3 separate regions of the Mus musculus genome follow, and all the other regions are linked to region 1. Evidence: chromatin loops called from intact Hi-C (ENCODE). Cell type or tissue: left cerebral cortex. All regions are shown on one strand. Region 1 overlaps Sh3bgrl2 (SH3 domain binding glutamic acid-rich protein like 2). Region 2 holds the start of Phip (pleckstrin homology domain interacting protein). Region 3 overlaps Gm46122 (a long non-coding RNA gene).

Region 1 (2,500 bases):
CAGAGCAGTGACATTTGTGACTCTCCAACAAGAACCCTCAGAGTCAATGTCAGTCGGCACTGCTTTCTTCTTTTGGATTCAATTGACGTTACCATCCTGGCAAAATGGTTTCAAGGATGGGACGCAGGCAGCTTAGAGAGGAATGGGTTTCTGCAAGGCCAGTTTCTAATAAAACATAGGGCAGGTTCAACGTTTTCTCCCTGATGGTGTCGCCCAATTACCTGTCAGTCATTAAGGAAGTTGACCTATCACGGGGAGAGTACTTTCAGGTGAGTGAGGCAACTGCAGACGAATCAGAAAATAAGAGGATCCACCACCACAGAACTGATTGGCTCAGAGCAATCATGCAGTCCCCATTATTCCCATGTCCTCCAAAGACACCTTCTCCAGGTCAGACGAAGTTACTGATTGTGTGTGTGGCTTTGTCACAGTGATGCATCAGGTAAGCAGGCGAGTGCTGAGTACCAGGGGGTGCTCCAAACGCAACTCCATCACCTTCTACTTTTTACCTCTAAGGTTCCGCCTATTAAACACAAGAGGGGAAAGGCACGGTCATTACACTGCATCGACAAGAACGCTTGCCTTTCGCAGTGTTTTGTTTTTGAAATGTCAGGAACAGATATGAGGGAGGTTATAATGACTCACCCTGTTACTGAGAGGGCGAAGTCTCGGCTTTTAAGCCAGAGCCTCGACTTCAGTCCTACCCACCCAACCTGCAAACAAGCAAAGAAAAGCTCCATCTCTCTGCAGCCACCAAGTCTCCTTCTTTGAACACTGCTGTGCTATTAGCTCACAACAGGTGGCTGTGACCTCCCAGGAGCATGAAGAGGTACTGCTTAAGGGTGGCCCTGGATGAATGACATCATCAGAATGGCCACATCATTCATAACGCATCACCACCCCTGTTGTCCAAGTGCCACTCTGTCTGTCCCCATGACCCAATTAAACAAGTGTCACCAAGAAGCCACTGCAATTTGCTCCAATATAGCCAAAGGGTGTGCAGTGCAATCAGCAGTTATGGATTCTGAAAATCACCCCTTGTCTTAGTGACCTGGGAGCAAAAGTCTCCATACCAGCTGCTGAATCTTTAAAGAATCTGTGCCTTTGGAGAAAATGAGACCAGAGATGGTGTGTACTCAGTATCTTCTATGAGGTTTTGACACAGCCTACTGGCTTCTGCCTCTGGAAGGTAATCCTTGCCCCAGGCTTTCCCCACCACACACACTGCCCCATCCCCCAATTCTCTGAAGATAAATCTGGATTGTTTAATATATTTGGGTGGAATATTTTATATAAATACTAATTTTCCTAACAAATATTCAAATGTCTGACTGGCATAAAAATAGTCTTAAGAACCTGTAAATACTTTCTGTGTGGGTGTGCCTCTGCTAAAAACCATGTGCATAGGAACCACCCACAAGCCATCTGCGGGCTTGCTGATGTAAAACAAGGCGTGTTCTCATGGTGGAGGCTCTGCTGCAGGTGCTGCAGCGGGGCTACTATTACTGAAAGCCTCTGTCTCCTCTCACAGGGGCTTCAGATGGTACCTGTCCTAGGCAGCCTCAAAGGACCCGCTACTTCGACAAAGCTTCCAGAATGCACTGCAGGTTCGGCTGCATTAAAATAGATACTTTAGAATTCAGCCTCCACTTGAGCTATAGCCAAGCCTCAGTTACTGTGTATGTCTATGAGGATTGTAAGGCGCACTGGAAAAGTGTCAATATGGTTGGCTCTGGCTAGTGAGTTTAATATTCTATTTTACACATATTTACTTCTTTACAATTTAAAAAAATAAGCCTAACTGACTTTTCTAGTCACAAAACCAGTCTTTTTAAATGAAATAACCAAACTATTAACTTACTTGGTTTTTATTTTTAAAGTAAATCTTGTGCTTTATATGGCTATGAAAATATTCATTATTCCTAAGTCTTTGCACAAAACAGACTCAGGTTCTTCACATTTTCCAAAAGGTATGATGCGATACGAGGCTTTAAAAATACTCAGGTTGGATTAGGAAGTGTGACACCTCTTTCAGGTCTGATTTGAGATGCCTCTCAAATGTGGCTCTGCTTCCGCCATTTCATAAAGCTGCTGCCCCTTGGCCTTGTGGGGCATCCATCCCACATCCTTGCCAGGACCCCCGCATTCTCTAGTCTCTCCAGCACACAGCCCCTGCACTTCTGTGCCCCACCATGGTTCAAAGCATCTCCAGGTGAGTGGGATGCTTCAATCACGACATCTATGCAAACTGGTGTGATGCTGTGTTAAGAAATGAGGAGAGGAAAGCCCAGCCCTGGGCAAAGGCAAGGGGGATCGCTGGGAGTTCAAGGCTAGCCCAACAGACATAATAAGTTCTAAGACAGTCAGCCACAGAAAGGCACTGTCTCAAAAGAAACAACAGCAGGCTTGGTGGCGAGTGCCTTTAATTCCAGCATTCAGAAGGTAGAGGCCAGTGGATCTTGGTGAATTCCAGGTTATCCTGGTCTCAGAGAGTGCAGGA
Region 2 (2,500 bases), 620 kb after region 1:
AGTCACATAAATAAATACAATTGCAAAGGCATATAAAATATGTTTTATGCCTAATTATTCAGAAGCAGGCTACTTTACCTAACATTGTAAGACTAGGATTACACGTTTTAAAAATGCAAACATGTCCAGATTCTGAGGCTAGCCACACCAGTTTAGGGGCAGATCTTATAATACTGTAGCATTAGGACCAATCGGGGTAACCTCTTATTTTTATTGAGTTACAAAAGGCAATTTTACATCCATGATTCCAAAGGGGGTTGAGACGGTTTCCTCGTGCTCACATGTGTGAGAATGTCTGGTGTTTTAGTGCTCTTGCAGTACAGCCTAAGGCGGCTGCAGCATTTCCCACTAGGAAGGCAGGGAGCTAGGAGGGTGCAGGGCTTGAGGAAACAATCCCGGAAAACCACAATCCAGCTTCTTGGTCCTTACCTCACAAATTACCTTTTAAAATCAGACCCATAAAATGCAGCTTATTATCTAAGAAATTCAAAGAGGATCTTTTGTTAAGGATTAACAAAAGAATGACTAGCCTAATTCTCTTTAAAAGGCCAACCTTTAAAAAAATTGAACTCTCAAAGTCTTTTTGGAAAGTGCTTAATTCATCTGGAGATAAATATCACTCGGTGTCCTTGTTTTTTAACAAACGGCCTTTTCCATTGTTTCCATTAATTTCACCCATATTCGTTTTAAAAATAACAAGGCCCCTATCCTCATCAGCAAAACACAGATGAACGATGTATCATATAAAACCAGTAATTACATTAGGATTTACGAAAAGATTTTTGTTTCTGCTTTTCGCCAGTTTTTAAGAAGTCTTCCCGTGATTAACTGTAAACAGGAATGGTTTACACCGTAAATTAGAAGCCATTAATTAGCATGACGAAGTCAACTGCAAGATACACAGATAATTTAAATTATTTAATCACTAATCACCTTTGCTAAACTGTAATATACTCTTTCAATAACCTTCGGTAGGTTATCGACCGTGTCAGTAATTTACCTCCATATCAGTTAGAGATAAGTATTAGCTAGCGCCCTTTCCTTTCCTTCAGGTTTATATTAGCCCTTCTTGTAAACACTTTAAAAAGCTTTAAGGTTCTTCACTTCCAAATCCCTAATTAGCCATCACTAGCCTTTTTGTAATAAGTGGGGGAAAAGATGAGCTGAAGTACAAATCTGGAGTTCCTCTTGCCCGTTTATCAAAACAAAAACATTTTTTTTTTTTAAACGAACGCTTCAGGCGATGGTAGTAATAAAAGAAATATGCAGAGGTGGCTTCGGGGAATAACGGGTTTGCAGAACGCAAGTGGCTCAAAAAAAAAAAAAAAAAAAAAAAAGCCCGAACCTCTATTGCAACCCACGGCACTCCAATAAATTACACAACACTTGCCCAGGCTGCAGAAATATCGCAGGACAAGACTTACACGGATGCCAATCCGCAGCATTTATACACATGCACATGGCAAGACTGAAAGCAAACACTAGCGTTCAAGTCGGGCAGGGCAGCGCGATCCCGACTTGGCCCAGCTTGAGAGTGCTCGCTGAGAGTCTCTGTGCGTGCGTGAGAGTGAGCCCAGTCCTCCCGGCATTTCCCCTCTTTGAGCAGTTTTGCTTCATTTGTTTCCTATTTCTGCTACATAGAAACTAACTTCCATCTCAACCCAGCCAGCGCCGCTGAATAGAGCCTGTGCTGCGGCTCCGTGTGCGTCAGATCCCTCCGCGCAGCCGTGCCGGCCCCCTCCTCCCCTCCCTCCCTTTCTCCCTCCCGCCCGCGGCCTCTTTAGAGAAAGCGCCCGCCAGGCAGCCCGCCGCTTCGGCTCCGACATCTCCTCGCGCTGGAAATAAATAAATAAGTGGCGGCCCAGGGCGCGCGGAGCGACGACCGCGCGGGCGCGGGCCTAGGCCGAGGCACTCCTTTTCCCGCGGGGGGCGGGGGCGGCGAGTGCGGGGCCGCGAAGGCGCGGACTCCTTTCTGCGGCGGAGGGATCCCGGCGGAGGCGGCCGCAGCCGGGGCCGCTGCCTGAGAGTTGTTGTTTCCTCCTCCTCCTCCGCCTCCGCCGCCGTTGCTTGAATGGTGGAGCCGAGGCTCGGCTCGTGAGCACACACTGACAGCTACAGGGCAGGCGGCGGCACCGTCCCCGCGTCCCCTCGGCGGCGGGGTGTCCCGCCGGCGGCCCCGAAGTGACCCGCAAACATGTCTCGTGAGAGGAAAGGCCTCTCGGAGCTGCGATCGGGTAAGTCGGGCGCTGCGGGGCCGCCGCGCCGGGCGGACTCGCCCGCGGGCCCCCGCCCCCCGCGGCCGCTCAGCCCGTGTCTCCCCGTCCTTCTCTCCCGCGCAGAGCTCTACTTCCTCATCGCCCGGTTCCTGGAAGATGGACCCTGTCAGCAGGCGGCTCAGGTAGGCGGCGCGCGGCGCGGGGACGGGCGGGCGCTCGCGGTGGCCGCCCGCGGGCGTGGGGGAGGGCGGCGGCGGCGGCGGGGCCGCGGCCCGGGGCGCGGG
Region 3 (2,500 bases), 270 kb after region 1:
TGGATTTTCTTTCCCCGTTGTTCAGGAAGGGTGCAAATGCCAAAAGCAATCAATCTATGCAGCAAATCAGTGTGAACAGCTATCAGGGGGAAGGACTAACCCTGAAGCAATTCTCTTTTTCTTTTCTTTTCTTTCTTTTTTCCTTCCTTTCTTTCTTTCTTCTTCCTTTTTTAAAAATAGCAGCTGAGTTTGTCTTTGGATCTAATAACTACAATACCCATGAACTAAAGGGTGGCATCTCTCTTCAGTTTAAACACACACACACACACACACACACACACACACACACACACACACACACACACACACACACACACCTCTTCCCCACAGCTAGCTTTGCGGAGTTCCCAAGCTGCAGGAACAGCTTGAGGCTGGGGGCGGTGTTCCTACTCTGTCATTGGTGATGCGGGCTGGGCAGCCCAGGCATCTCTCTCCCTCTGTGCTGCGGCATGGATCCTCCTTAAGTACTTGGCTTCCCAGCATCCTGCTACCTACTGAGGCTATCTGTGGAGGTGCAAAAAATGCAATTTCTTTGTGTCCTCTGTGAGTGTGACATAGCTCATCACGTTTTTAAAGATTTCCTCTTGGCTTCTGCTAACAGCCTTTGCTAGCTTCCTGCGGTTCTGCTTAGCACAGGCCTAAATAAACCTGTTTGATGTTGCAATCTCTCAGGAGTCCAACCAGAAAGCATCCTGAAATCATATATTTATGTGCGCTGACAGCAAGGAACAATAAAAAAATAAAAAATCGGAGTACATAAATAATTTCTTATGAAATGTAAGAAAAGGAATGAAAAGAAGACAAAAATATTTGGGGGAAATTTGAACATACCCACAGTGGTAAAATATGTCCTATTCACACATCGCAGGCTTTCCCGGGTAGAACATTCTCGTTTTAAACCCCCAGCAACAGCTCCAAGAAACAGCTCTTTGAAAATTCTGTTTCAAGGAAGCATCCTTGTATGCCTTTAAGATTTTTGCCTTCTGAAAATTATTGCAAACAGCATGAAAAACACCAGTTCAGGAAACAGCATCAAGGTAATGGATGACCTTTTAAAATAGGGGGATAAAAATATTCAGGAAATACTATGCTCAAGTCACTAATGTTAACACTTAGATAAAAATTATTCCCTGTAGGCAAGAAAGTAGGCAAGATGCCTGCAGTGTAACACATAAAATAAGAATGTCAGGGAAATAAACTTAGGCAAGCCTGTAGCAGTTCTTGATCACTTTAGAAAGCTATTGGAGAGGCATCCAGGGGGTAGAGAAAGGCTGGAAACATGATACATACGCTGGAAATATCAGCTCACCTTTATCTTCCGGTAGACCACAGAGAATTTTGCTTTTAGCCTAGGATATTTAGATTTATTCTATTTTCTGGATTACTTTGGAAAAAATGTTAATTTTTGCTTTGCCACAAATTAACTCTTCCAGACACACTCATTCAGCTTTACTTTTGGGTTTATATTTATAATTAAATACATCACGAGTATGCCAAGTACAGTCTTTAATTTGAAGTCTTCACATTGAAATACCTAGTGTTGTCTTACTTTCCCGTTTTTTCTTATTTATTTGCTTGCTAAATTCCAAACCACAAATTATACCTGCTTCACGGTGACCCCGTCTTGATTGAGGGCCTTGTGTTCATACCGTGTTCAGTACCTGTAGACTTATAGTGCAATCAAGGAACTCACAGTGACATTTAAAAAAATTAAACTGGAGGTTAAAATTTGGATAGTTGTTTGGAAAAATTCAAACTCCAATGTTTAAAAACAGGAAGGATTTGGGATTTAGAGGCCATTCTATATAGAAAAGTGTGTCATAAAACCCCTCAGTCAACATGGGAGAGCTCATGTGGAATGAATTCTTGCAGAGGCGTGTAGAAGTCATTTTCCTTTGCTTATGGTGGATTACAAAAGCTATCCTTATGGCAAAACCCAGTGTAAGGTCTGGAAGGTGTTGTGTCTGCAATGCCCCGTTTAGTGCCACTGGGGGAAAGAGGGGGCCATTTACTCAAAGACTCCATCAAAACCACAGCCAAAGAAACCAGCCACTGAGATCAGAGTACAAGAGGAGCAAACTCCAGGAAGCTGTGGTTATGATTAAAGTTTCGTAATAAGCTGTTCCACACTGCTTTAGAAGTTACATTGTTTCAAGTACCCCACTCTTGAAGCACCGAGCACCCTTCTGGAACTCACCCATTTCTCCATCCACCATAGCTGAAAGTCTTTTCCCCTCTAATTAAGGGCTTCCAATTCTTAATTGCCTAAATCTCTCTGGGGAAGTCTCAATTCACAAATCACAGATTGATTTGTTTGTGGTGGGACAAAGTCACTGCTTTTCCCTGTAGTCTTAAATTCTCGTCTAAATACCTGTAAGAATCTATGATTGGGGTCATTCTTTATATAAAGTAGTAGTATATTACAAGCGGGGGATTCTTAATGGCTTAATCCATATTTAGACTCACCATAGGCACCGAATCCCAAGTTTTATAATCAGGC

What was found. Hi-C counts contacts between places; a loop is a spot of excess contacts. Peaks named below come from ENCODE experiments on the same cell type or tissue, not always from the same donor. Only the 100,000 strongest peaks of a DNase experiment are listed, where the experiment ranks them.
Region 2: it touches region 1 in a loop (3-fold over the local background); 4 of 42 quality-filtered maps call a loop at or near these places.
Region 3: a loop joins it to region 1, with 4 times the contacts of the local background. A loop is called at or near these places in 3 of 42 quality-filtered maps.

The regions. Positions count from the first base shown.
Region 1 is chr9:83,595,248-83,597,747 of GRCm38, reverse strand. Sh3bgrl2 (SH3 domain binding glutamic acid-rich protein like 2) reads right to left here. Exons shown (of 4, transcript NM_172507.5): 4 at 1-523. The coding sequence ends at 512. Among named protein-coding and RNA genes, the nearest start is that of Gm39384, 23 kb to the right of the region's middle. In left cerebral cortex, no CTCF peak of the experiment used is centred here; DNase peaks (open chromatin) are centred at 739 and 1,419; H3K27ac peaks cover 1,604 bases.
Region 2 is chr9:82,974,986-82,977,485 of GRCm38, reverse strand. It overlaps Phip (pleckstrin homology domain interacting protein), which reads left to right and starts at 1,997. Exons shown (of 40, transcript NM_001081216.1): 1 at 1,997-2,234; 2 at 2,340-2,398. The coding sequence starts at 2,195. In left cerebral cortex, a CTCF peak has its summit at 1,500; DNase peaks (open chromatin) are centred at 360, 1,144, 1,672 and 1,975; H3K4me3 peaks cover 2,253 bases; H3K27ac peaks cover 2,321 bases.
Region 3 is chr9:83,324,120-83,326,619 of GRCm38, reverse strand. It overlaps Gm46122 (a long non-coding RNA gene), which reads right to left. Exons shown (of 2, transcript XR_001779247.2): 2 at 1-2,500. Among named protein-coding and RNA genes, the nearest start is that of Gm46122, 8.7 kb to the right of the region's middle. In left cerebral cortex, no CTCF peak of the experiment used is centred here; DNase peaks (open chromatin) are centred at 412, 863 and 1,151; H3K27ac peaks cover 1,558 bases.